7 separate regions of the Mus musculus genome follow, and all the other regions are linked to region 1. Evidence: chromatin loops called from intact Hi-C (ENCODE). Cell type or tissue: heart. All regions are shown on one strand.

Evidence for each region. Peaks named below come from ENCODE experiments on the same cell type or tissue, not always from the same donor. Only the 100,000 strongest peaks of a DNase experiment are listed, where the experiment ranks them.
Region 2: a loop joins it to region 1, with 6 times the contacts of the local background. A loop is called at or near these places in 9 of 42 quality-filtered maps.
Region 3: it touches region 1 in a loop (4-fold over the local background); 4 of 42 quality-filtered maps call a loop at or near these places.
Region 4: a loop joins it to region 1, with 6 times the contacts of the local background. A loop is called at or near these places in 9 of 42 quality-filtered maps.
Region 5: a loop joins it to region 1, with 10 times the contacts of the local background. A loop is called at or near these places in 9 of 42 quality-filtered maps.
Region 6: it touches region 1 in a loop (2.2-fold over the local background); 3 of 42 quality-filtered maps call a loop at or near these places.
Region 7: a loop joins it to region 1, with 6 times the contacts of the local background. A loop is called at or near these places in 9 of 42 quality-filtered maps.

Annotation. Positions count from the first base shown.
Region 1 is chr2:75,053,870-75,057,869 of GRCm38, forward strand. No RefSeq gene overlaps it. Among named protein-coding and RNA genes, the nearest start is that of Gm46748, 5.7 kb to the right of the region's middle. In heart, a CTCF peak has its summit at 1,513 (motif pointing left); a DNase peak (open chromatin) is centred at 1,112; H3K4me3 peaks cover 750 bases; H3K27ac peaks cover 876 bases; H3K27me3 peaks cover 467 bases.
Region 2 is chr2:74,968,783-74,972,782 of GRCm38, forward strand. No RefSeq gene overlaps it. Among named protein-coding and RNA genes, the nearest start is that of Gm46748, 91 kb to the right of the region's middle. In heart, no CTCF peak of the experiment used is centred here; no DNase peak of the experiment used is centred here.
Region 3 is chr2:75,310,353-75,314,352 of GRCm38, forward strand. It overlaps 2600014E21Rik (a long non-coding RNA gene), which reads left to right. Exons shown (of 12, transcript XR_001783367.2): 9 at 665-790; 10 at 2,239-2,659; 11 at 3,527-3,695. All of the region lies in intron 3 of Gm39857 (a long non-coding RNA gene), which reads right to left. Among named protein-coding and RNA genes, the nearest start is that of Gm34401, 27 kb to the left of the region's middle. In heart, a CTCF peak has its summit at 2,087 (motif pointing left); a DNase peak (open chromatin) is centred at 1,039; H3K27me3 peaks cover 1,069 bases.
Region 4 is chr2:74,962,163-74,966,162 of GRCm38, forward strand. No RefSeq gene overlaps it. Among named protein-coding and RNA genes, the nearest start is that of Gm46748, 97 kb to the right of the region's middle. In heart, a CTCF peak has its summit at 2,396 (motif pointing left); DNase peaks (open chromatin) are centred at 2,389 and 3,469; H3K27ac peaks cover 424 bases; H3K27me3 peaks cover 39 bases.
Region 5 is chr2:75,136,603-75,140,602 of GRCm38, forward strand. Gm13652 (a long non-coding RNA gene) reads right to left here and starts at 1,373. Exons shown (of 3, transcript XR_374685.4): 1 at 662-1,373. 2600014E21Rik (a long non-coding RNA gene) reads left to right here and starts at 1,053. Exons shown (of 12, transcript XR_001783367.2): 1 at 1,053-2,450; 2 at 2,688-2,771. In heart, a CTCF peak has its summit at 1,509; a DNase peak (open chromatin) is centred at 1,309; H3K4me3 peaks cover 1,278 bases; H3K27ac peaks cover 789 bases; H3K27me3 peaks cover 3,178 bases.
Region 6 is chr2:74,823,567-74,827,566 of GRCm38, forward strand. Mtx2 (metaxin 2) reads left to right here and starts at 2,246. Exons shown (of 10, transcript NM_016804.4): 1 at 2,246-2,477. The coding sequence starts at 2,438. In heart, no CTCF peak of the experiment used is centred here; DNase peaks (open chromatin) are centred at 2,335 and 2,705; H3K4me3 peaks cover 1,780 bases; H3K27ac peaks cover 1,319 bases; H3K27me3 peaks cover 677 bases.
Region 7 is chr2:75,586,715-75,590,714 of GRCm38, forward strand. All of the region lies in intron 2 of Gm50595, which reads right to left. Among named protein-coding and RNA genes, the nearest start is that of Gm39853, 25 kb to the right of the region's middle. In heart, CTCF peaks have their summits at 2,069 (motif pointing left) and 3,698 (motif pointing left); a DNase peak (open chromatin) is centred at 3,667; H3K4me3 peaks cover 988 bases; H3K27ac peaks cover 325 bases; H3K27me3 peaks cover 351 bases.

The sequences.
Region 1 (4,000 bases):
TTGCTTACAGCCTCAGAGAGCTAGCATATTTTTCTTCCTATTCTTATTCTTCCCATGGAGAACATGGAAGCAGGCTTGGTGCTGGAGAAGTAGCTGAGAGCTACACCCTGATGCAGAAGCAGTGTTTGAAACCTCAAAACCTGTCCACAGTGACACGGCCAGCTACAACAAGGCCACACCCACTCCAGCAAGGTCATACCTCCTAATCCTTACACTAACTGGGGACCAAGCATTCCGTCATATGACCTATGGGGTTCTTCTCATTTACAGCACCACAGTGAGTTAATACACAGGAGATGCTGAATATGTGGCACGTGGTCAGTATCAGCTGCTAACTCCCCCTCATTTGTACACACATTTGTCTCACTGCCTTGCCCAGGACTGTGGTTAAAATGAAATTACTAACCCTGGATGGAGAATGTATGGCACAGGATAGACATGATCATCTGATGCAACCGAGTATGCCGCTAATTTTCAAGGGGCTATTTTTAAGTAGGAAGTTCAAGGTTTTAGGTTTCAATCCATATCTCCATTTAAAATGGTTCTCCAGGCGTTCATGGGGGGGGTGGGGGGGTGGTGTTCATTCGCTCCATGTTCTCTGTTCCTACTTATCTCCCGTGCCAGCTTTTGGGTTTTCTAGAACTCACTTTCTACAGCCCCCTCAGAAAAGTGGAAGAGTTAAACAGCAGACAGAGACCTCCTTGAAATTTCACTAGCCTGTGGCAGCAGCTTCTGGGGCAGGTTGGACCAAGAAATCCCATCCTACACCGGGCCAGGCACCATGCCTGCAAAGCTCTCAGGCCACACAAATCTGGCGATTATGCCTGTAAAGTCTTTGTTCTGGATGGGCTGGCCCTTGGATTTGAAAGGGTTCTCCTTTCTTAGAGCCACATGCAGAACTAAACTGCACTTCGAGGATACGCAGGAATCGTATTTACCTCCCTGTTCACAACCTGGCGACCCTAGCTGTCCCTTTGCCCCTGGCCTGGGTCCCACATTTTGCATCTCACCACAGCTTACAGAGTCAGGCTTGGGGACAGTGAGAACCTAGCTCTGCTTTCCAGCGGGGTGGCGGGGTTATTGAAACGGATATGCCTTTCATAGCCCTTTTTGTTAGGTGTCACATGGCTCCACAGGACGCTCCATCCTAACATCCTCCTGTGGTCTGAACGGTGGTGACGGGGATGGGGGTTGAGGGGGCAAGGCTTGGGGGAAGGGCTGCTTAAAGCTTTCCTTTCCACGTCATACCTCTGGGGGAAGACAGGATTTCTCTTTCCTTCCTTCCTTCCTCCTTCCTTCCTCCCTTCCTTCCTTCCTCCCGTCCCTCCCTCCCCTCTCTCTTTACTTAAAGCAAACCCTCAAGACACTCCCCCCAAAAGAAACAAAACAACAACAAAAGACAAAAACAAATAAACAAAAAAACCCCAAGTTCCTCGAATAGATTGCTTTCAATTTCCCCTCCCCCCTCCATATAGCCCACGACGCCACCAACAGTGCCACCTAGTGGCCAAATACAAATTTGTCCCTTCATTCTGAGTCGGCCAGCTTTTTAAAAGAAAAGAGAATGTCTCAGGGAAGTAAATGAAAAAAACAAAACAAAAAAAAAAAAATGTTGTTTGGGGAGGGGGCATGTTCCTATATTTTCTTAAGAACATAATGAGGCCTAAAACCCGTTTTCTCTAGTTTCTTCCTGCAGGCGTTTACATTCTTAAAGTAACAGCCACTCTGATTTTATTATAATTTTAAAGTTGCCTGCTGATGATCAGTATTTTACACTTCAGCACGGATAATCTACACTTCAAAGTGTAATATTTTTAAATGAGTGACATAAAAACAAACCAGAAACATGTCTCAGACTTTACAACCACATTGCCTGGTAAAAATGCTATATATTTTAATATTAAAATTTAAAATGCTGTATATTTTTTAATAGTAGTAATCTCTAGGAGGAGATGAGAATTTTAGCCAATGGATTCTTTTCAAAAGCAGAGGAAACAGTGAAAAACCTCTTTAATGAAATCTCTTGGACGTTTCAAAAAATGAAAACTCCTGATTTCACTTTAAATGAAATTTAAATTTTTAAATAATTTCATGTTCTCAGGAAGCTTCGGAATAGCATAAATAAGACCTGTGCACTACCTGGCTTTTCCCAATAGTGACATTTAACAAGACTCTAGTATGCTGTCAACACAGGAAACCAACATGGGTACAGTTCATGCGATTTATTCTTGTCCCACCTGCTCTGTGTGCGCTCATTCTTGTGTGAATATAGTTCTATGCAATGTCATCGTATGTGTAGATATACGTACCAACGCCATGATCCGAATTCTTCCATCACCACAGAACGGCATTGTGCTACCTCTTTCTTATTAAAAAAAAGAAAAGAAAGAAAGAGAGAGAGAAAGAGAGAGAAAGAAAGAAAAGACCAAACATGCCATTGTCTCTGCAGGAATAAGGCACGAGAGCAGCAACAGCAAGGCCATCACAAAGTTGTTGAACACCATAGCGTGTTATGTTATTGTTTAAATAATAGTGCTACGTATCCCCCAGCTGTAACAGTTTCCATTTAAAGAGATCACAGCAACAGGCAAAGAAATGGCAATTCATAGGATGCCTTCTAACACATCAGATTAAACCCCACAGCCACTAGGCACTAAGCCAGGTGTTGAAGGCACTACACGGAAGGGCAAAGTGCACTGCTCAGCCCCAGCCCCTAAGTCTTTAGCCAAGACTTTCCTTGAGACCTTTCAGTGGCCAGGGCCACCCTAGGCTCTGTAGATTCAAGAGTAAGGCCTGCTCTGACTACACAGCTGGGCACAGAGCCATTGCTGACAGAGTTGGATGGAACGTGCGCTTACCTTTCTAACTCTTTACCTCTTGCGGGGTGGGTTTACAGCTTCAAACTTACCTACCAGTAGGTCTACAATATGTTGGGAAAGCTGCTTTATCACGAGAAGCAAGGGTGATTTGAGTAGCTCCTCTGAGGGAAGCAAAGGTGAGATGCAGTGTGTGAGCACCTGGGAGTCAGCCATAGGCCTCTGTGTCGGCTTTGCCACCCATTCCCTGGGGTCCTTACATGACCGTTGATTACCTTAAATTTCCCCATGTCAAGGCGAGGGACTTCAGCAGATCATGGCCAAAGTCCTCTCCGTGCTATCTTATAAAGTAAAGGTTAAAAGGTTTCTTGGTGGTATAGGATTCTAATTATTGAGTTGGTGATAAAAGTTAATTAGAAATGCTTCATACAATTTAAAATAGGCTTCTATCTCAAAATGGATGGTTTAAGGACTGTGGATTCTTGTAAATAACCCTGGGGTATTTATTACAACTGTACTAATGGTATCACTGTCCTACATTCCTGGTGAGTGGAGATCTCGCTGATGAAGGAATTCTGGAGTTCAAACGCGCCTCTCCCACCTGTGCCACCTTTCAGAGCCATTAAAGCCAATGAACTTCATCTGCTCTCTTCAGTTTGCCATTTACTGACATGATATCAGGCATCTAGTTTACTAGATGAAATTTAAAACACAGATAAATATTTCATGTTCAAGATTTTAAAGGATTCTGATACACGAACAGAACTTCAGCTGTGTGGACTGGGGAGCTGGCTCGGTGGATACAGCACCTGCTGGCCAAGTGCTGGAACCAGCATTCGGATCCCCAGAACTCACATCCAAGTTGGGTGGGTACAGTAGCCAGCTTGAATCCCAGAACCTGGGAGGCAGAGGCTGGGGCTTCCTTCAGCAAGCTGGTTGGCTCAACTTGGTGAGCTCTGAGTTCAGGAAGCAGGTCTGTCTCAGTGAATAAAGTGGAGCGTGACCCAGGAAGAAGACAGACATCAACTGCAGACCTCTACATGCGTGTCCATGTGCACCAGCACACACATGAGTGCACAGTGCTCACGGCATTCCTGCCACACCAAAGTCTTCACACGTGTGACTTATGATCCACGCAAAAGGATAAGACCTTCAATGACCTTGGAATAATATTTCTAGCCACC
Region 2 (4,000 bases), 85 kb before region 1:
CAGCCAGGGCTACACAGAGAAACCCTGTCTCGAAAAACCAAACCAACCAACCAAAACAAAAAACACACAACAATAAACAGATGAAAACCTCCGTTAGATGTTTTATGTAAATATGCAAGATTGAGTTATGTCTCGAATGGAATAAATAGACTGGAAATGTGTGTCAATTGACTTAGGGACTGCAACAATCAATGGCTTCAGTCTAATTGAGTTCAAAATCCGTAGCCACTATCAAGCCTCTGTAAAAGACAGTTGATCAATCAAAGTGTGAGTGCAAGAAAGGTGAGGCAATTGCCTTCTATGCTGACAGGACTCACCCTTCTTGAGTGAGCATCCTTCATACTTTGAAGAAACCAAACACACACGTGGTTTCTGGATGGAAAGGAAGGGAGACCCATCTCTGCCCACAGACACACGGTGTTTTTCTGACATGGTGGCTGTGAAGCTTGCAACTGGAAATCATCTCAAAAACAAATTGATTATCTACTCTATAGCAGATACCACTGTGTCCTGTGCCTTGGCTTTCTGGTTTGCCTTTAAAATGAAAATACACAATTTGGTTTCTGTACCAGATATCCATTTGATTTATCAGACGGCATAGAGATGTTTGAAAACGTGTATCCTTACACAGTTACAGAACTAAGGAGGACAGCCCACGTGAGGACTCGTTATGACGACTTGCAGAGGAGTGGGAAACCTAAACCTCTTTTACTTGTCTTATGATTATGGAATACCGAGGTCTGAGCCCAGGGACTGCATCACTCTGAGAGGTGACAAAGCCCGATGAAGAGCCCGGAACTTCACAGTCCTCCTACTTGATGACTACTTTGAGCTGGAGGTGAATTGGAGAAGCGGGGTCTGATCTGATGGCGCCTTTTCTGTTGGAGTCTCTCCTTGGTGTGGTACTCCTGATAGCTTGGCTTCTATTGCAGAGACTGTTTGTCCAACCCAGTTCCTTTTCCTCTGGAGCACACAAAGAATCCACATTTCCTGTGACTGCTTTTTTGGCTAACTGCATGTGAATGGTATGGAGTTTATTCCAAAAAAAAAAAAATGTAAAGATGGTCTTACCATGACCCATTATTATTTACCGTATTAATACATCACAGGGAAAGAAAACATCTGATCCCTTTGAAAGAAGCCCCAGTGCATTTGGATACCCACTTAGCCCAGGGTCATGGCCATGTTATTTACACCAGTTCTGATCTGTGGAGTTTCCTAAAGTGCAGGTCCCAAAGGTAAAAAAGATAGGAAATGGTTTTCATTCAATTGAGCTGCTTTCTCCACTGGGAGGAACCTTGATTCTAAAATAATTCCACGACTGACTGTGAATGAACCAGCTAAAAACCCTAAGAATCCAGAGCTTCCATCTGATTGCCTTTTGGTGACGGTAAAGCCCCCACTGAAGCTGCCCCACATCACCTTCTGGAATTTTCCCCATAAGAAGGAATTGCACCTTAGGCCTGGGGTCTTTGCAGAAATTGCTCTATCTTATGCTCTCACTCAAGCCAAGCCACAGAAACAAACTTGTTTGGACTCATTCATTTAACTACCTTTATAACTTTTTACTACCAGGATATTTACAAAATTAAATAAAGGTACAGGTTTTATGCCTGTTAATAAACTTATGCTTATTTTTTTTAACTCCTAAAAATGTTTTGAGTTGGACAAAATGTCGGTTGATTCACGCATGGATCATTTGAGAACGAACGTTAAACTATGCTCCCCATAAAGTACCATCCCCTAAAAGCTTGATTCCCTAAAGTCAAAGCTTAGCACAGGGAGCTCGAGTTGGCCAGATTAACTCAACAGTCTCTCCCGGTCTGGTCTCAGAAGTAAATAGTATTTCTTTGTTGTAATTGTTGATTTTCCCAAGAGGCCAGAAAGGCTGCAATCCAGCAACAATTTCATCTGTTTCCTCTCTCCTGCATGATTTGCTGTGCATACCTAGGAGAGTGGAAGCTGCAGCGAGCTCTCCTAGGCCAGGCTTCCAGGAGATAGCTCTCTGTTACAGGACCCAGGTGTTAAGCCAAACCCCTTGTTTATAGAATGTGAAGGTTATGACACGAGCCAATAAAGCCTGGAAGTGCAGTTACTGCCGCTGACATTGCACCCCCGAACACACGTCATTGTGCTTTTATTTCTCCTTCACAATGGCGCGGACTTAAGGAGGGAGCATAAAACTTAACTTTGAATTTCCTGGCTTTTGTTGGTTTGTTGAGTAATCCTAACGCTATTGAATTTTTCCCCCTCTCGCTGGGTGGTTGTTTTTCTGGTGCAGTTTGTGCATTGTGTTTTTCTGAGAATTACAATGGTTTCCACACGTCATGTTGGCATGAATGTAAGCCATACGTTGACCTTTGGCAGGGTCACTGGAAGCAGAGGCATCTGTGTAAGCTGTGCGAATTCATTTGAACCTGACAGTGATTTCCAGTGGAGAGGTCGCTGTGCAGTTAGCGTCTTCTTTTCCTTTGGATTGGGCTGACAAATACCGGATGAAAGGGAAATCTGCTCATGGCCAGTGCCTTCCACCGTTAGGACCCAATAGCTACCTCACTAGTGAATTTGCGGCAGAAAACGGGGCTCTGAGCTCACTCACACATAGCAACCCAGACAGGTCTTGTTGGCTGACTCTATTTTTTCACGTATAATTTATTTTCCTCATTGCAAAGCTATTCATGTTCATGGTAAAAAAAATTATCAAATAAAAATAAGCAGCAAGGAAGACAAAAGAATTATTTAATCAGCCCCCGTTGACAGTTTAATGGATATCGTTGTTGGCATTTGTCCTAGGCAACCTATTTTTTAAATTTAAGTTGGAAAAAGGGAATTATACTATACATGCTCTTCTGTAAGCTACTTTCTTTGAAACCATGATTTTAAATGTAATTGCCCAACAATCATGTTTACATTCTACGGCAATTACAAAGGTAGTACATATGTATAATTAAAGAAGAAAACATTCCGTGAAGTGATTTGTGCGACACTTCTTTGTGCTTTTGCAAATATACATAGATGAAAATATATGTAATTTTACCATTTACAGACTATCCCTTGGCAGCTGAATTGTAACTGAGGTAGGTGTTCATTCTGACTCTCCTTTGGACAGAGTGCTGTGGCCTCGTGTCTCCTTTATCACACCCAAGGCAGTACTGGCTTAGAGACTGGCATGCAACAAATTCAAGTTGACCTTGCTTCTCTGTTTGTCTCCATTACAAATGTTCTACTCTTGCAGGTAACTTTGATCTCATGTATTTTGTATTACTGTTTGATGTGTTTATAAAAAGTTAAAGAGAGGGGAGATATGTTCTATGGATTTGTTGTGGTGAGGCATAGGGCAAGGGGATGTCTCAGCAGGCCCATGCCATGGCATCCCTTCGCCCTAAGGGATCAGCCACAAGTTTATTCAGGGCATGGGGAAGGGAGTTAAGAGGATAGTAGAGGCAAAGAAAAGGAGAGAGAGAGGGGGGGGGAGAGGGGAAAGGGGAGGGGAGGGGAGGGGAGGGGAAGAGGCCAGCCATGAGCACGTGGAGAGAGGGGGAAAGGAAGGGAAGGGAATAGGGAAGGGGCTAGGGGACAGGGAGCAAAAAGCAAGGGGAAAACAAGAGGTGGATCAGGCCTACCTGGCTATTGCCAGGTAACTGTGAGGGGTGGAGTTTAGACAGAATGCTAACATTGTTGAGCACCAGAAACAGAATGCTGGCTAGCCTTGAGCGAGCTTGAGCTGTAGAATTTGCATCTTGGTTCCATGTCTTCGGAACTATAGTGGCTGGAGCTGGCGTGCAAAAGCCAGTTACGTCCATCCGTCTGTCTACCAGGTCCGTGCTCAGTAACGTCATGTTTGAAAGAAGCTGTAGCACAGGCATTCACAGTCGATTATACCATCTTGCCGTTGCTGTGGCCACAGGAAGGCTGTCCAAGCTTTCAGGCCTTAGATTCCTCATGTGTAAAGTGGGACCTCAGGGCTGGGGAAGCTGCGTGCTGCAACTTTGAGGGGCCT
Region 3 (4,000 bases), 260 kb after region 1:
CTTTTCTAAGTTTTTCAAACTGAGGGCAAGAAACAGCCTTTGCCTTCCCATAGCAACTCTGGTGACAACAGTGAAATCCATAGCCACATAGCTTCTGGGACCCTGGAGGCGTGAATCTTATTCTATAGGATCCTCATCGAATCACCTTCTAGATGAAATATTTAGAGATGGAACTGTATGGCCGTTAACATCTCAAGAATTCCATCCAGATTTGTTCAGTCATTCTGGGAACAGCCTTGGTTAGTGACTGCTCGTAATGTCAACGCTTCTGAAAACTTTTTTATGGTCATTTTATTGTTTTTATATCAAAACTAAAACTTAAAGGAGCTTGAAAAGTAGGTTTTTAGATGATCACACAACGGCCTGGTTTCAGTTCTGTGCTTTTTACTTTATGTGCACAGAAATTAAGCAAAATCCATATTTGAACAAAGACTCTGGATACAAATGAGCCTTGGCTTCTGAGACTCCTCAGAGCAGTGACTAGCTGGAGTGTTTGAAATGCATTGGCCCTGGGAGGCGAAGAAGTTATAGCAAACAACATATGGGCCTTAAAATCTGGAACTACCCAAGACAGAACAAGAGAGTGATTCTCACTCTACTTATTCCTTATTTTTTCCCTCCCGAAGATAAATAACTTATAATCATATTTTATTCTCATCTTCAGAGAAATATCTTGAAAGAGCCAGGTTGGTCCAGACCTGCTGGCAAGCCTGCAGCCCCATCCACCGATTACCTAATACACTTGTGACATCTGCTTTCCTTGTTGTGAGAAAACACAGGGAGGAAGTGTGTAAGTCCACTGAATTGTTCCTGACTCCTCTATTCACCTTTCAGCATGCAAGTTCCTTCCCTTGGCGTTGATATCATTATGCATTTGTCAAAGATAGACTGTCACTTTAGGGCCTCTATTATGCACAAGAATTGGCAGCAAATTTTGCCACTGGGATTTGCTTATGTCCTCTGTATGTTATTGTACTTCCCTGGCATTCAGTAAATTCCGTACACCCACTCCTTTGATGTTCATTCCAGCCCCTAAATGTGGAAACAATGACTGAAATTTTGGATCAAAGCATCCCGTAGACGGCAGGCAGCATAGCTCTCTGATAATTCACTAGAACACAGAGTTCCATCCCTCCCCCCATCTAAAAATCTAGGCCAGTAGTCCCCCAAGCCCTCTGGCTTCCCCAGGCCAAAGGCACAAGAGGAAGTTAAAGAAAACAAGCTCAAAGTTGGAGTCAAAAGAAAGACACTGAACTACACAGCGCCATTGAAGCTCATGGTCATATGGAAGGCTGACTGCTGTACCATCTGTTAATCCATTTCTCTTCACTGCTTTAGCTGGGCAAGGTCTCCCCCCCCCCCCCCCCCAGCATTTGAACACTCTCCAGGTCCAATTTCTGTATAACGTCAGCTGCACAAAATGACCTATATTTGTCAAAATAAAATTTTAAGTCCCGAAGTGTCCATGGAGTATATAATGGTAAAACTAAAAAAATAAAAATAAAAATAAACTCAAGAACTAGCAAAATTTCAACAAGTGATTTTTGCAAACTGGAAGCTGCCTGGAGCATACATTTAGTTTGCTTTCCTCTGGGCAAAGCCAGAACAAACTATGACTTCATTGCCTTTATTTCACACCTCAAGTTTGACTCCATTAAGAACTAAAGCAGGTAGCTCCCTAAGACTGCTGGGAATCAGATGAGTGAACAGATAGGAAACTGTTGGAAGCTATTTGGGGGGTCGGGGAGGGCACCTTATAAATCCAGGGCGTCTATAGCTTAATTTTTGCCTTATTCCACTTGGAATTTAGAGTGTGCTCATTACAATCAATATATAATGTTGGAAACCATCATAAAAGGATAACTCTCCTTTTAAATATACTGAATTGTTTGAGGACCCTCATCTGGAAAGATGAGAATTCTCAGTGGAGAGGGACATTTGAGATTTGGACCAACTTCTCCAAAAGGGAAGACAGTCTACAAGTCTGACGGCATCTGTCCAGTCAAAAGGTAACCCCTAAAAATCTTCAAAACCCGATGCCGGGCTAAGTGGAAAGGTTTTCCACCAGATGTATGCAACAGTGCCATCCAGCGGCTATCGCAATAATTACAAGTGTATCTCATTTTTCAAATGTAACCTGTTTTATAATCATATATTCTTATTGTTTTAAAATTTAAAAATCGTTAATTTTAAAATTGAGGAGTATCTCTGATTCCCCTAATCCATCTGTTTCTGCAGGTGCAGAAGGGGTGATGCCTGACCTACACACCCGGCAATACCAGAAGTTTCACTACCTTCCGTTGGTAAACGCTTCAGGGAAGGCTCTGCAACCCTGAACGTGTTTTATTGTAGAACCTCACTAGGAAACTCATCAGTATTTATTAAAGATGAATTAAAAGAAGGAGGAAAAGGAAAAACGGGATAGTGAAGAGAATAGATGAATGAAAAAGAAGCAAAGGGAAGAGAGGAGGAAGGGACAAAGAGGGCAAGAAAAGAGAAAAGAGAGATGAGAGACCAGGACTTCCCACCTAACCTTACCAAACTTTTTCAGTTGAGCTTTTAATGGGATACTATTCCCAAGAGGAAATTCAAAAAGAAAACCACCTTGAAACATCCTTGCTTTTAATTGTACTCTTTCAACTGCCAGGAAATTAATTAGGTAAGACAAAAAGAAAATTTTCTACCTTAATAAAAAGAAGCCAACACCCAGGAACAACTGTCTTTGCTTGAGAACAGTGTTACGTGTACAAAGCTGCCTACAAAGTGTCTCCCGCCTGGCTCAGGCAAGAAACTGGGACAGAAGTCTGTGATGTTATACCAGCCTGGGAGTCGTGCATGGTCATGTCAGTGTCGAGTGCACCAGGCGACACAGGGACATGCCAGGCACCGCTCCTCCAGAGAGACTTGCCAGGTATACATGTTACCTCTCTCCCTTAGGCTTCACAGACTCGGCGGCCTTCCTCCAACCACCTGTCTCCTTAGGAAGTTTGAGAGAACTTTCTCCTCTGTGATACAAACAGTAACCAAACAAAGCAGTAAACAATCCAGTGTGGAAAGCACATACTAAAGCTAAGATTTAATGTCACTGAAATAAAATCATAACAACAAAAAACTCCAAGTACCCTTTCTTTGCATAATGTATTTCAGGTGTCCAGCTACAGAGGCCAAGCCTGTGATTTACATCAAGCAAAGAGTCCTGGGAGAAAGAGGAGGAAAGACCGCCTTTGCCTGGGACAAGATTCCTATTTGTGTCAAGGAGAGTTAGGGACGAGATGGTTGAGGCAGAGCAGCTGACTGCAGTCTTTATCCAGTTTGCATTGCTTTGGGGAAAGCCTTTTAACTGCAAGCCGGATTGTCCAGATGCTGGGCTGTCCGGATGCTGGATGGTCCAGATGCTTTGTCGTGGTTGTTCCCTCTGAGTTTCCTCTGCCTTCTGGCTCCTCTTAGTCACCTTCACAACAGGGCTTTATCAGGACTCTAGAGCATCGGGCAAGCTCAGGTCTCACCTCTCCTTTTAATTCTGCAGGAGTCTATGCCATGTACTCCAGCCCTGCATAGAATGAGTTCTGGAGTTCACCTGGAGCCCACGGAGAGTGGATGTGGAACTTTTCTGTAGAACATAGGAGCCGTCTGTACCGGCACAGCTTCAGCCAGCAATAAGCATTACCAGCTCCTGCCAGAGGAGCAAGAGGCAGGTACAAACAGTTGGTTTCTTCTCTACTTAAGGAAAAAAGAGAAAAGAAAAAAAAAAACCAGACCTGTTTTGCAAAGTTTTCTTTGGTGCGTTAGGATATGAGAAGAATGGGGAGGGAGAAGGAAGAAAGGAAGGAGGAGGAAGGTGAGGAGGAGGAGGAGAGGAAGAGGAGGAGGAGGAAGAAGAAGAAGAAGAAGAAGAAGAAGAAGAAGAAGAAGAAGAAGAAGAAGAAGAAGAAGAAGAAGAAGAAGAAGCTGCAAATTCAGTCACATGGCATGCATATCCTCTCCTCGACCACACATTTTA
Region 4 (4,000 bases), 92 kb before region 1:
TAGGTGGTCCTTAGAAAATTCTGGAGCTCCTCGCATCTCTAATGCCATCAAGGCCTAGTTTTTCATTCACCTACTTTGCAATACTATGGTTCTCACTAGTGTACATTTCTGTTGGACTGGAGAGAAACCGGGGGAAAGGCTGTTAACGTCTCCCTTGAAATTGGACTACATGGCCATGAGAACCCAAAGTTCAGCACACGAGTGGAACTTCCTGGTGGACTTTACATATTTGTGGTGATCTGAGGAAATGGCTCCCACCTCGGGCAGTGATCAGCCCTGGTCACTCTCTGAGGCCAGCTGGCAGCTCTTCCCCCATGCCATCTCTGCAACAGGAGAAGGCTCAATGAGTGGGTGAGAGCACGGTGGGAAGAAGCGATAAACTGGGGGTGAGAGGGGGGAGGAGAGGAGGAAGGAAGGGGCTAACCTACTCCCCTGCTGTTGTCCAGAGCCTGGTCCATCTGAGCCTCCCCATTACCATTTCCTTGTTCCCTGAGTCTGTCAAGGGCAGACTTTATAGCTTCCTCTTGCACACATTAAAGAATGTTGGCTCTAGAGGTGGAATATTGAACTTGGAGCTCTGTAAACCTTGCAAATTTCAGTCCATAACCGATTTTCTAATAGCGCACTTAATCTTCGCTTTTCTTTCACCCCCTCCCCAGATCGATATTGATCATCAAATGCTTCTGTGTCTCTCAAGAAAGGGTTGAACTTGCTTCTTGCTTGACCTCACGTGGGGGACGGGTTGAGAAGATTTTGTTCTTAGGATACCACAGACTAAGCCCTTACATAAAACGTCTCTAAATGAGACTGTAGCGAGTATCACCATCTTCCAACCGGATCCACACAGAGCTAACCCTCCAAAGACCTGGTCCAGACCATAACCCTATGAAGTAGATTCTGCTAGAATTATCCTGAGACGGAGAAATAGGGCTGAGGGTGAGCAAACTGGTTCAGCAAGGTTTAGGAGGGCGGGGATACTTGAATTCTGGTGCGCACTGCTTCTATAAGTGGGTGTTGAGAGTCAGTCAGTATATGCACACCCCGCCATCTTCTCTCACTACCAACTTTTGTTGAGCATCTAATATGTACCAGCGACATTTAATATACTAGCTGAATTTGGATACTGCTATTACTTGTATACAGAGAGAGAGAGAGAGAGAGAGAGAGAGAGAGAGAGAGAGAGAGAGAGAGAGAAGGGGGATACTGCATGGTGAAGTATTTGGATTTAAGCTTCAGACTTCCTGGGTTCAAATTCTGATTCTGTCTCAGTTTATCACTGTGTGATCAAGTGGGAGAGTAGGGGCCCCTGATAAGGCTCAGAGGACTTAATATTTTCAGAGTGCCCAGGACAGTGAGAGAAACCACTGGGATTTTATGAGAGCTTGATTAATAATTCAATTAGCTTTCCAAATGTTCCTGAAATGGTAAAGAGTGAAGCCTTGTGGGCAGCAAGAGCTAGCTATGCAATAACCAACCCAGCAAGAAAATCTTTACAAGAAAATGAAAAAAAAAAAAACCCAACCTATCAAATTAAAAAAAAAATCCATAACAAGTTTTAAATGAGAACGCTGCCCAAATGTGTCTACTGAGCTGCGAAGCATACATGAGGCAATGAGCTAAACTGTCTAATTGTATCTGAAAGAAAAAAATACATAAGTTATTTAAAATATTTAGTTAGGTGTAGTTGTGCCTGCCTGTAATCCAAGTATTGGGGAGTCTGAGGCAAGAGATTACAATAAAGCCACTTGAGTCTCAACTTATGATTCTGGGTTTGAAGGCACCATTCTGTATGTTCCTAAATTATTTGTTTTCAAGATGTTTTAGGTCTGTATAAAATGGGGCTAATTGTTTTGGATTATGAGTGGGCTACTGTTTCAATTATTTATTCACAGGCTGGAGAAAATAGGGTCCTTTTCACACATACCCACACTGTCAGTAACACCGTTCATCCTTGAGAAGTTAAGTGACAGAGGGTCACTTTAATATTGATGCCTATGTGCACACCCATGCACACAGTTGGCTCAGGCTTTTATGAGACGGTCTAAGAATTCCTTGTGCCGTTTCAGCCGGCTGCGAAAGCAGGCAAGACCATCTTTTAACTTTTGTGGGCATGTATTCAACCTTCTTCACAAACCTACATTTAATTTCATTGACTTGTCTATTTTTTCTTCAGATTTTGCTTTTAATCCTTGCCACAAGAGCTGCCTCCCATCAAAATGTTCATTTTCATTAGGGATGGGAGGAAGATTTCTCCGAGGGGAGTGTCTGCTTTGAAGGAAGAAGCAGAGGGTTAGAGAATTCAAAATGCCAATTATGTGTAAGGTCGGCTGGTGAGGAGCAACGCTATAAAGGCCACGGAGTTTACTGCAAAAGGGTGCCCCCTGCTGGAGGCTCCTTCAATTGCGTCAGCTCAGCTCAGTTCATAACCTAAAGCAGCTGCCTTTCCCAGTGCCAACTCAGATTCTCTGCAGATGTTTCCTTATGACCCATCCACATGTTTGCTAAATATCATCTGTTAATTCCCCCCAAACATCCTGGATCTAGTTCTTTTATGTGTAACTCGACTTAAGGTCTTAAAATAGATGACAGCAAAAACATTTAAAAAATATATCTCACAGGTACAATTGTCTTGAATATCATCAGCACACTAACTCCGTAGTTGGACTCCAGTCTTAAAGGGCATTCCAGCTATTTTACGACAAACGGAGGTAAGGCATGTGCCCATTGTCCCTAGTCTTTAGCTTTTGATCATAGGATTTCAATGAATCACCATCAGTAGGAAGAGAGAGAAGTCTCAACTATCTATCTATCTATCTATCTATCTATCTATCTATCTATCTATCTATCTATCTATCTATCTATCTATCTATCGTGTGTGTGTGTGTGTGTGTGTGAGTGTGCATGCATGTGTATAGATATATGTGGCCTCAGACACCCTCTGTCTATCCCCCAGGAAGGTGCCCCCCCCACCCCAAGCAAGACTTCCATGCAACTGGATAGAGAGGCAAAATTGCTGTTGTCAGCGTCCCTTTGTGGGTGAAGGCTAACTGCCCTCTGCTGCTAGCCGGTGCAGGCTTCATTTGATAAGGAAATTCACACTCTTCCAAGGACTGTTTGCCATGTAAAATGAGGTTCTTGGATAGGAAAAAAAATTTTCTTACTGCAAAAAGAAAGATTTCTTCCTGGTAAAATAGTTGGGGTTTTTTTTTGGGGGGGGGGGAAACGGTGTAGCCCCCCCATCAAATCACACACCAGGATTCCCCTTGGAAAGAGGATCGGTTGCCATGGTAACCAAACCTTCAGCAGTTTCCCTCAAGACAGTGGAGACTGGAAGGAAATCAGGAGATGGCGGAAGTCTACCGAAGAGGCCCCAGGTCCTCACCACACCCACTGGTTCCTAGTAGCATTAGGGAAGCGGCCTAGGGACCAGCTGTGGCTTTGCTCCGGGATACTAGGAGCAGGCAGCTGGGCTGGGATCCCTTTGTGCTAAGGGAGGTCTGCCGAAGACAAGCAGCCTCTGATTACAGGATGTTTCATCAGAGCAGCTGCAAGCCATCGGCTCCTGACTCAGTGCCTTTCTGAGGGTCCACCCTAAGGAACTTCCCAGGACGCACTTACTGAACTTGACTGGGAAGGCTAGACTACTGTCAGAGTTCTTTTAAAGGGGAAGGTAGACCAAAACGCCATTGTGTTTTTTCGAAAAAACCTTCCTCCGTTGGGCTAGGCAGGCGCTTTCCTCAGCCCGGCACTGTCACCTTCGGGAAATCAGCCGAAATCTGCGGACGGGGTGGGGTGGGGGCATCCCACAAGTACTACATAAGAAACTCTAGGTAGGACCAACTCACTGGTGTTTTGGCAAACTTTCTGGGTTTTTTTGATGCACACCAAAGTCTGAGAATCACAAAAGTGATGAGAAATCTGTAATTTAGTTTTACTAGGACACATGAGAGGAATAACAAGGGCTGAAATGGCCACCCCAGCGCCTTCATCCTCCTGAGAC
Region 5 (4,000 bases), 83 kb after region 1:
TACTTTTTTAAGCCCTCTGTTCCAACCTACTTAAAATTCAACACTGTATTTTGCAGATGATGAGAAACATTGCCATTTAAAAATAGTCAAACACCCTTCTCAAAAACCAAGAAGTATGTACAGGTAGGGGCCATCGCACCCTCTGCAAGCAGCATGGGGCGTGTTAATCAGTGAGTTCTGCCCCTCGCCGGCTTGGGGATTCTCTTTGCCTTTGTGCACCCACCTCAAGGCGTCCTGCTACCTGGAAAACTGCAACTACAAGCTGTCTTTAGGCTAGTAGCTGTGGCGGAAGCCTCTTCGGGGACCCCCTAGGACCCGGTGTGAGCCTGTGAACTCACCACTCCAGGCTTTAATTGGATTTGACTAAAAGCACATAGTTTCTGGCAAAATGGCCAATTCTTAAATGGAGCCTCAGACCTTGGCCATCCCTAAGGAGAAATAATGCCCCGAAACACGTCACTGCCCACTCATTTCCCATTTCACTAACTTCCAATTAACACACGCTCTCTTCAGAGTCAGCATTACCATCATTTGGGGATTGCAGAAACAGAGGTGACATGTTGACTTTCTGTGGCTAAAAAGCACTTATGGGCACCATGACCAACACCTTTCTCCTTGGAAGAACATAACTTTCAAAACTTGCATCCCTCTCTTTACAAACCTGCTGTGTGGCGCGGAGGGGGAGGGGAGACGTGGGTGGAGGCCACCTCTCTTCTGCAAAGCCATCGAGGCCAGCAAAGGCCAGGGCTTTTCGTTCCAGCCTTTTCCTGCCCATCAGTGTCCACTTGGAGTAGCGTGGAGAGGAAGGTTTACTCTTTTCCCGGCGGAGCCTCAGCGATGGGCTCAGAGGAGACTCTCTCCAGGGGCCCGGCCGGTCCATACCTGTCCCGGGTGGAATGGGAACCCCGTGCAGCTGCTGCCTTCCTGAGCCCGTGCGCCCGGGCAGCGACCCAGAGCCAGACGATTGGCCCAACAAGACGAGACGACAGGGAGGCGGGAGCCGGTACCCCAGGGCGTTGGGTCACTCTGATCTCCCGGGGCAGGGCTAAGCAAGGGAGAGGTCGTTCTGGAGCTGATGCACTTGTCCCCAGCGGGAACGGACTTGACCCCCGTTAGCCTTTGGAGCGCCTCGGAGGCCTAAGACGAGCTGGACATCGGCCTCGTGTCATCTTCGGCCTTACTTTGGGGGGACGGTCACTCCAGGAGCGCTGGCCTGCCCCCTCCCCCAATGCTCCCCCCACCCCCAGGCTTAGCATCACAGTGGACAACGTCTCCCACATCCAGGCTCTTGATCCGAAAGAGGGGAACTGAGGGCTGCCCGCGGCAAAGCTCGACCTACACTTCATTTTCTTCCGATTTGGAGAAAATGTCACAGGAGTGGGTGGGGGAGACCCTCGCACTGTAAATATGATTTGGAGGGGGCGAGGCTCGGAGTGCGAGGGCCCCGGGCGGCGTGGGCACCCTGCTGGAGATTCCCGGTCTCACAGCGCGCCCTAGTGGACACCCTGGCCCGCGCCGCTGCCCCCGGACGCCGGCTGGGTTTCCCCGCGCGCCTTACAATCTGCAATATATTATTTCTTGCAAAGTATTGACAATGTGCGAGGTTCTGGTAACCCCGGAGCTCTTGTCTGTAATCAGCACATTTATTCACATTTGGGGCGGGGGGATCCGAATTAAATCCCCGTGACCCTGATTAGGTTACAGTGTCATTTTCCCCCTGGATCCTCTTTTAAACCCACTCTACACTGCTGCTCTGTCTATTACATGCTAATTTAATTTTACTGTGGACGATATTTTCAGCATTTGCTGAGGACAGTAAATTTTGTAGTTTATGTTATTTCACTTTTTATGACTTTTTAACACTTAATAAAATTTTATTAGAGCACTTTTGTGTTTACAAGGCCACAAAACTCTTGGCAGGTTGTCAGAAGTCCTTTTTATTATGATCCTACTGATATACTGCGAGTAATGAAATAATCATGTCCAGAAATGTATCAAAGGCCAGAGGGATTATCCCACTTAATAGCTCCACAGATGCGCCCAGAAGAATGTGGACTGCGGCGGACAGGCTGGGAGGCAGCAGAGGAAGAAGGCAGTTCCCCCCAGCCCCCAACACACACACTCACACACACTCCTTTCTTTACCACTTCTGTTGCTTTCCTAAAAGGCTACATTCAGGGTCATGTGACTTTCCGCGGTCTCAATAAAAAAAAAAGAATTTATTCTATTGCAAAATGTGCTTTTCTTTTTATACTCCTTGTGTGAGCCTTTAAGGCAGGTCTAGTGGCAGTGGGGCTGGCTCGGCGGATCCCTGTCAGTCACTTTGCTCTCGTACTAAGTGTACTTTTGTGCCATTTAAGCAGCCGATGGTGTCATTGGCGTTGAGAGTGCAGCTTCTACAGCTCACACTGAAGGCTTTGGGGACCCAGGAGGGCGCGAGTTGTTTTAAGGTCTGTACCCTCCTGCAAACAACACTGTTTGCAGTTGCTGTTTGGTTTTATTTTGTTTTTGCAAACCAGAGGAACGGTGGAGACCCTGCCTTCTGCCTGACCAGAGAGCTAGTGTTCTATTTCATTTTTTATTTATTTATTTTTTATCTTTGAGGGGTTAAGACTTGCAATGAGAAGGACTGAGAGCCTACACCTTTTATTTCCTTTTAAAAGCCAATTTTCTATTTCTTTAAACAGATACATGGCCATTTGACATACCCGTGTTAAGTTCAATCTTGCTACAAAAGAAGGCCATTTGTACTTCCTGACCCTGAAAGCAAGGTGGGTGGCTTTGTTTTTTAATTAAATTTTCTGCCTCTAGCTTCATATTTCTCTTTCTCTGTTATTTCCTAAGTAGTGTGCCAGAGTGATAAGAGGGATGGATATTGGACTCGTAAATGGAGTGATGATTTTGAAATGGCTGTTGCTGTGTCCATAACCCCAGAGTTCTTCTAGACTTTGGCTTTGAAGGACTTTGGCAACAGTTTTTAAGAGTGTGTGTGTGTGTGTGTGTGTGTGTGCTTCCAACACATCTAGTTGTGGTTTTCTGTTGTGGCATTATTTGATATGACCCCTGGAAATGTGTGCCTCTCCCTGGACTGCCTCCCTCACTATCGCTGTAACTCTCCCCCCTGGGTGCCAGGAGTCTGCTCATGAGGGCTCTTTGATTTTGGCTGCAAGGGAGCAGTTTTAAGTTTTCTGTGTCATTCGTTAACCATGAACAAAATTTAGTACTTGGTCTGGTAGCCTGTCTTTGATGGTCTAGGCTCTGAAAGGAACACAATAAAGGATTGTGCTTATCCTTAAAAGAAACAATAATGTGCTTAAATTATTTCAGCAACCATTTTGCTCTTTTTATAGATGCTTTCAATTTGCAAATGTGAGCCAGATTTTTCTTTTTCTTCTTTTCTTCTTCTTCTTCTTCTTCTTCTTCTTCTTCTTCTTCTTCTTCTTCTTCTTCTTCTTCTTCTTCTTCCTCCTCCTCCTCCTCCTCCTCCTCCTCCTCCTCCTCTTCCTCCTCCTCCTCCTCTTCTTTCTTTTTACCACCCCTTCCTCGTTCTTCTTCCCTTGCCCCTCCTCCTGCTCCTGCTCCTGCTCCTCCGCCCCCCCTTCTTTTTCTTCTTAAGATTTCCCTAGCAGTGGAAAGGCCCAGGAAGAAAGTGATGTTAGGTTCTGAGGAATTGGTCCTTCTCTGTCCTGGCTATAACTGGTGGTTCATGTTCTTTGCCTCTTATTTTGAGAGATAGAGAAAAGGGCTCAGACTGTGTCTATCCAAAACTCACAGGGCTTTAAGAAAGAGACCTGTGCCCATGTGTGGGAATCAAGGGGACACTCTTCGTTTTTATTCTGTATAACAATTCAGTGTTTCAAAAAGCTTGTGTCCAGAGCAATTGGGACAATTCTTCAAAGATTGTAACAGCTTTCTGGTTAAAATTTGGTTTTTATTGAAGTATGAAGTATATCTCTTTTGTGGTAGATACTTTATAATTGGACTTTTGCAGCTCTGCTTT
Region 6 (4,000 bases), 230 kb before region 1:
CTTAACCAGTCTAAGGTATTTTCTTCTAGCATCTAGGGCAGGTTAAGACACTTGCTTTAGTAGCAAAGGCAGAGTGTCTTAACCCAGTGCTTCAGAGGCACCCCAGCCCCTGTTTATCTGTGTTCCTGTGTAGCATGCCGACTGAAACTGCAGAATCATTCCATTTGTCTGACTCTCGCTCTCTTGCTCCCCAATCTGTCTCCAGCCTCTGACTCTAGCATCCTTCTCCATTTGGGGCTCACCTCTACCCCTCACACTTGCTTATTGTTTTCCCAGTCAAATCCTGGGATAGGACACTACATCTGATCCAAAACAGTCAGAGCATAGCATCTATAGCTTCAGAAAGGCAACGGATAAAAGAGGCCAGCACAACTTGATGTGACAATAGACTTCCAGTTTTTCAAAGCCGTACGTACATAAAATCCCTTGTGTAAAGGACAAGAATGGAAGGGTTGATTGGCAGGAAGATACCTACAACAGCTCATTTCTCTGGGTCAATATCAACCTCAGGATGAGGAGGAAACTGGGTGCCACATACACTGTTGGGGTTTCCTCCCTCAGCACAAACAGATGGCATCCTACCATCTTCCTTGTGTTTCTATAAGCCTCTCATGAACTCTGAACTTCAGGCAGAGAAAAAGATGCTTTCAGAAGTACTTTGTGTCTATTTAAATGAGGAAGCTTAAGTTTGGTTGAATAGACTTCTCATTTGCTGTGGGGGCTACTGATACCTGCTCTGGTTTACTCTTCAAAACTTCTTACCATTTTATGTCCTCTGAGAAGACTTCTATATACTAGCCTCTGGTATTTATGGATGTGACCATATTTGCAAATTGGCTCTGCAGATAAAACCAAGAAGAGGTCATAAAAAAAATGAGTAGGCCTTAATCCATTGGCTGGTGCCTTCAGTGGAAGACAGAAGTTTGGACAAACAGATGCAAGGGAGAATGTTGCCTAATGGTGGGAGCAAAGGTGGAAATGACTTGTCTAAAGCCATGGAATGCCCAGGAACCCTGGAAATCCTAGAAGCTGGGCAGATGGAGGAAGGACATTTATTTCTATGTCCTTGAGAGCAAGCATCGTCTTGCCAACACTTTAACCTCAGACTTCTAGCTTCCAGAACCAGAGAGTAAATGCATCCGTTGTTTTAAACACCCAGTGTGTGATAATCTGTCCCGCACCTCTAAGAAAGCAATATACTACTTAAGTATATGAACAGAAATTTAGACAATAAACTGTAATGGAGGGTCAGAGATCTGTGGACAAGAAACAAAATCGCCAGGCGTGGTGGTGCACACCTTTAATCCCAGCACTCGGGAGGCAGAGGCAGGCCAGGTACAGTAGTTTACTCTAGGGTTGGGTGGGAGGTGGGCAGGGACAGACCAAGTTCCGAGTGTTGTTGGCCAGCCTAATCCTTGTGCTCCAGATTCTCAGTGAGAGACCCTATCTCAAAATAGAGGATGGAGAGCAACTGAAGAGGTACTGAGACACTGACCACTGTACAAGCTGATGCATGTGTGTGTATGGGCTATGCTACCGAGCCTGAAGACTTGAGTTGGATCCCTGGAACCCACATGGTTGGAGAGAACTAAGTACCAAAAGTTGTCTTGGGTCTATACACTGACACACACACACAACAACATCGTCTCACCTCTCCGAGCCATGTTCTCATCAGCGAAAGGGGGCTTTGGCTCACCAAATGATTTCTGAAATCAAGTGTAACTTTATGCTTCTAATTTTCTAATTCTGTAATATTTATGATTTTTGGTCAATTGTAACCTATAGTTAAAAAAAAAAAAGATTAGACTAAGAGGAAAGATTCAAGGGATCTAGCGCCCTTCCTTTTACTCTTGTTCCTTCTACACTCAGAAACAAGTAATTGAAGTGCTTTATTCTCCAAGCTTCATTTTGGGTGCTTGGAGTTGAAAGATTAAATTATGTCTCAGCTCACAAGCTGTGTAAGCCTCCTTCTGGCTAGCGCATTTGAACAAATAACCAACACTAATATCAGTCTATGGACCCCGAATCCTACAGTTAGTGGAATTGAGAGAATTCCTGAGTTTCTGGGCTCCAGTAGAACCAGACCAGGCACTTGAACCTCTTGAAGCTGTTTCTGTCTTGTTGAACTGCTGAAAGGTTGCAATCAAATCCAAAAGACTCTAGCCAGAGAGCCTGCTCTCTTAGGGCTCTCGCAGGTCCGGAGCGCGCGGGGCGGAGCAGCCGGAAGTGCCGGCGCGCGTTGTCAGCGACGCCGGAAGTGCTTGGTCGGCCTGGCGGTAACCTTGCGGGCCGAGCCACCGCTGCCGAGGTGAGCTCTGCTCGTCTTAGCGTTGGCCCAGCGAAGCTCGTCAGCTGCCGGGGGAAGGCCGCCGAGGTCGCGCGGGAGGGCGCCGAGCGCCGCGGAGCTCAGGCGCGCGCGCAGGACCTCGCAGCCGACATGTCTCTGGTGGCGGAAGCGTTCGTCTCCCAGATCGCAGGTAGCCCGTGTGGGCGCCGACGGGGCGGCGTGGGTGGCGGCGGGGATCCGCGTGGGGAGGCGGAGGGCTGGAGTTTCCCTGTAGCCGTGGGTCGAGGGTGCTGAGTCTACAGCCCGGGTGGAGGCGGCAGCGGCCATGGAGGCTTGGCCTCACTTTCTGGATGAGGAAACTGAGGACACATGGCCAAGGTCACCCTGCAGGGACAGAGTCCTGACCTCACTCCCTCCGCGGCGCTTTGTTCCCCGACTCCGCGGTTTAGGTGGCGGAGGCCCGGGGCTGGGGATCGAGGTGGGGGCGTGGCCACGGGTTGGGTCCTCGCCTCCCCCAAGGTTTCCGTGGGAATAGGGCAGCCTCTCTGCTCTTGGGTTCTCAAGTTTAAGGTGACTGTCACTCTTGAGCTGCCCTTCTTTACCTGTTGTTGATGGGTCACCCGAGTTGTTCTCCAAGCCATTTGCAAAGTCTGTGGGATTCTTTGAATTATTCTTAATGGGCATGAAGTTTAAAGAAAGTAAACATCTTTTGACACACACACACACACACACACACACACATTCGTATTGAAGTTTTTATTTTGGCGAAAGTGGCTATGATAGAAAAAAAGAGTCAAGTTAATGGGATGAATGTTAATTCCAGCAGTGTTTTCAACGTTCGAATGAGGAGATAGTCACTAAGATAAACAGTCGTATTTGGGGTAAAGTAGTACATTGGAAATGAAAGTATAATGTGTTATCAACTTTTCGAAACGCTTTCCATTGTATTGAATTTGTGTGAACTTAGATTTCCTTTAAAATAGCATTTTATAGGAGAGAGGATAGAAGAGAGATTGTAAGCTTCATGAAAGCAGGGAATTTTGTTTCCCATTGTATCCTAGGACCTGTCTGTCAGTTCTCTTTAAATACCCATGACTTGAGTAAATAACACAGATTTCAAGTAATGTTTCTCTCTGACTTTATCAGTGAGGTTGAAAAAGTCAGGCCTCTGACTTGAGGTCAGTGGTTTATTTTAGACTGATACTATGTCATAAATCATTTCACAGTATATGTTTGTATTCTGAATGTATATATCCAATGTGTGATTTCTTTTCAACAAGAAAACAAGAAATGGTATTTGATAAACTTTTGATAAGTTCAGAATTCTACCTCAGTTAGTGAAGTTTACAAATCCCCAGGAAGTTTGTATTTGTCTTAAGGTGCTTGTAGTGGTCTGTTATGGTAGTAGGACATATTTAAAGCTAGATAGTTCAGTAAATAGAAAGTAGTATAGGAACAGCTCCTAAGTCAAAATATAGCATGAATTAATTCTCGATGTATTAAAGATTTAAATGTAGCACAAACGAACTTACAATAAAATAATAGGGAAAAAAACAAGGGCAAATACAGGGTATTATTTTTGTAAGATTGGATAGCAGGAGTTTCTAAGCAAAACATGGAGTATACATTCCATAATCGAAATGGTTGTATAAGAATATAGAAAGTTTTTGATGTTAAAAGACACCATGGGACCTGGAGGGCATCATCCTGAGT
Region 7 (4,000 bases), 530 kb after region 1:
AACCAGACGTGCGGGGCTAGAGGTGCGCTTCAGTGACAGGGTTCATAGGTTTGGTCCTCAGACACTAAAAACAAAAGACATTTTAAAATCCCCAATAATACTTTTGCACAAATACTAAAAGAAAAACACACACAAGGAGGGAAGGAAAGCTATAGCTATACCCAATAACCAATGCCTAGTGGCTATACTACTTAATTCAGTAATATATACTTAATTCAGAAATTAAGCAAATCTGAACAACTATTTGGCCACCCAGGGAAAGAAGTTCACTATTTTCATATAATTTTTTTAGACAGGGTTTCACAATGTAGCCTGGCTGTCCTGGAACTCACTATGTAGAATCACAGAGATTTGCCTGCCTCTGCCTCTGAATGCTGGGGTTAAAGGCATATGCTACCATGCCCAATACACACACACACACACACACACACACACACATTTTTAAAGGCAAGGTCTGAAATACAGTGGTACATACTAGAAATATATATATATATATTTTTTTTTTTTTTTTTTGAGACAGGATTTCTCTGTATAGCCCTGGCTGTCCTGGAACTCACTTTGTAGACAAGGCTGACCTCAAACTCAGAAATCCGCCTGCCTCTGCCTCCCGAGTGCTGGGATTAAAGGCGTGTGCCACCACGCCCCAAGGAATATTTTCGATTAATTGTTTTAATCAGTGGTTCTTAACCTGTGAGTGGGAACCCCTTGGCAAACTTCTATCTCCAAAAATACTTACATTACAATTCATAACAGTAGCAAAATTACAGCTATGCAGTAGCAATGAAAATAATTTTAGGGTTGGGATCGTCACAACATGAGGAACTGTATTAAAGGGTCACAGCATTAGGAAGGCTGAAAAACACTGGTTTTAATGAACACATACCCTGGTATATAAATCACCTCACCTCACCTGTGTCCTAGGCAGAACCCACAGGAGAAGACATGTCTCCTGTCCCATCCCATGGCCCAGGTAGTATAATACTGAAGGCCAGTTCCCCAGCATCTCAAGGGTTAAATTCTTTGTTGTACCTAATTTTGAAAAACTAAAGCAACCTGCTTAGGCTGGTTCAGCAAGGGAACCAACCGTTTCATAATGAGGCTTGGCCTCGCCTGTCCCAGTAGAATTAATTTTGTGCAGTAGAACACCTAGATAAATTAGTTTTGCTTTAAATATTGAGTCCTAAAAGAGTTAAAAGAGGGAGAATATCAATCAATAATTTTTACATTAACTACTTTGTATATGACAAAACAAAATTAACTTTGGCATTATAACCCCTTCATCTGGCATTTCTGACTGGCCCTGAGTTTTGAATAAAGAATTAGACGTCTTAAAAACCAACCGACATGTGTTCTCTTGGCCCACAATACTAACTCACTGTGGGTTTGTAAGAGATGTAATGGCTACCTACCATACATTTTCCAAGATTGTAAACATAATTGCTACTTACTAAAGCAATCCTGTTCTGGAAAGAAGAATTCTGAAGATAAAGATAGGTTTCTGAAGGTTTTTGTTCTGTGTGTGTGTTGTGGTTGTTGTTGTTTTGTTTTGTATTGTTTTGTTTAATATTGAAGGTGTTTAGCTTTGAATTTAAGTGAAAATACTATCTTAGTGACTAATGTTAGATTTTTAAATAACATTTTAATTGGTTGGAGTTTTTCCCAATATCTACCCTTCCCTTTCATAAAACTGGCTTCTACTGAAACATCTTTATGGATTTAAAAGTGACAACAAATTTAAACTAAAACTCTAGTGTTTGAATGGTCTTTTCAGGTTAAATGCCTATCAAAATGTAAATAGATGATTTCTTCTCCAGCAAGATGAGATCGGGTTTTTAACCTGGCCAATTGCCCATATAAACAATCTTTAATATTATTTGGTCATCTTTTGGTAATTAAAATGGCATATCACAACCACTTTAAATTTATATCCATGTGACAAGAAAGTTATTTAAGGCGTAACTGTGGATAGAGGAAATGTCTCTTTAACAGATTCTTTCAGGAATGCATCTAACAGGAAGCAAAGGTTTTCAACGGCACATAAAAACAAGAAGCAGTTGAACAGCGCCACCCAGAGGTAAGAAGTATATTACATCCAGAGATGATATCGCGAACCTTACACTCACTCAGCCGTCCTTACAGCCACTTCCAGATGTTTCTCTAGTAATATATCAGACATTGCTGGCTCCTGGGTCTGTATTGAAATCTAACATTTTAGTAAGTAAAATTAAATGTTTTGCTGTAGAAAAGGTGCTTTATTTCTGCTTGTTAATTCCTGTCTTTTGAAACAATAAGCACAGGTTGAATAAGAGGCAACACGCCTTCCAGAAATGCAGATAGTTCACCCACCTTTCTTTAAGTAAACGAAATTATTAGGAAAGCCCATTTTAAAAGAATCACTCTGTCCCTACTCCACTATTTCCATACACCCCTAATTACTTTTCTGTCTGGGTTTGTTGAACTAATGCATATTTCTGAACCAAGATTATATACCATTGGAAGAGATCTTAAGAAATCCATTGAAAGCCTGCCATCAGCACCATAAAAAGAGGATTACATACATAAGAACCCTGGGCAAGTACAAAAAAAGGTACTTTTATTATTATTTTACAGGAACTATAAATTTGACTTTTAAAAAAATCTTATTTTGTGCTCAGGATATGGTGCAGGCAAAACACCAGACACACAAAGATACCTTTAAATTTTTTAAGAGTTATTTTGGCCGAAATCAAAATGAGCTTGCCGATCTGTAATTACAGAATCGGGGTACCCTTGAACCCAAGACAGAGATGCTGCTGCATTGAGCTACACTACAGGAAAAAGGCCTCGTGTTCCCCCACCGCCTTCAGCCAGCTCAGATAAACCAGCACAGGCAAGCTTTGCAGAAACGCGTAGAACCGGTCTCAGGGTTGCTCCTAAGCAGAGTTGTACGCGTGCGTGCGGGGTAACCCAGGGCTTTGGAGGCCCTGCGTGCGGGGTCTGTAACTGCGTTGCCATAGCTATCTGTCACGCGTTCCTGTCAAGACTCCCGGCTGCTGCTTTCTAATCGCCTGAGAAGCAGCCTTCCTGTGACAAGAATCAGGCTCCTCCGTTCTGATCTGCATCTTTAGCCTAACAATGAGAAATGGGTTTCCATAAACTTAAAAGAGGCAAAGAAATGATGCCAAAGCCATTACTTGCTGCTTCGGATTGGAAGGAAGACACCTGTCCCTTTTTAGACCAGTAATAAAGGATAAAACTATGACAAAGCCGTCAGCGTTTCATCTGGAAAATAAAGGGAATCAGCTGGCGCTCTCCTAAAGAAAAACAAAATGCCTTCCCCTCCCACTCTGAAATCTGCATCAGAATCTAGCCTCGATTTCACGTTGTGCTCAACCTTACAACATGAGAGAAAATTATACTGTCATGAAAACCAGTGCAGAAGGATCTCGTTCTTTTTAATGCTCCCCTCGTGTCTTTATCCCTTTCCTCTAAATAGCCATGGCATTGTCCACCTCAGTGTTTTGGTTTGAAGCCGCTTCAGGGGCTTCTGGTTTTGCAGCCTGCGGTTTGAGGTTGATCAGGCTGCAAGCTGCAGCTGTGGGAACCCCAGGCTTAAGGCATTTGGAGTTGGTCTTGGGCAAGCTGCCTCACCAGGGATAGCACAGCGCTCCCTAGCCTGGTTTAGAAAACCCACAGCATTACAGCGAAGGCCCATGCGCGCCACCTAGTGGACACGATCTGCCTGGGGTGTCATCAAGACATGGTGGGTTATATAAAAATCTGCAACCCCTATAGTTCGCCAATAAATACACTTTTCTTCATACTATAGTCAAACCGACGAGGAAGGGGACATATTTTAAAAGAAAGTGTCAAATGCATTAACTCACAAAAGCTTCAAGACTGTCTTTTCAAATATAAATATTATTCAGCCCTTCCTTTGGGGCTCAGGAAACCCGGAGGGGAAGAGGAGGCAAAAAGAGCCAGAGGGGTGGAAGATACCAAGGAAACAAGACTTTTAAAC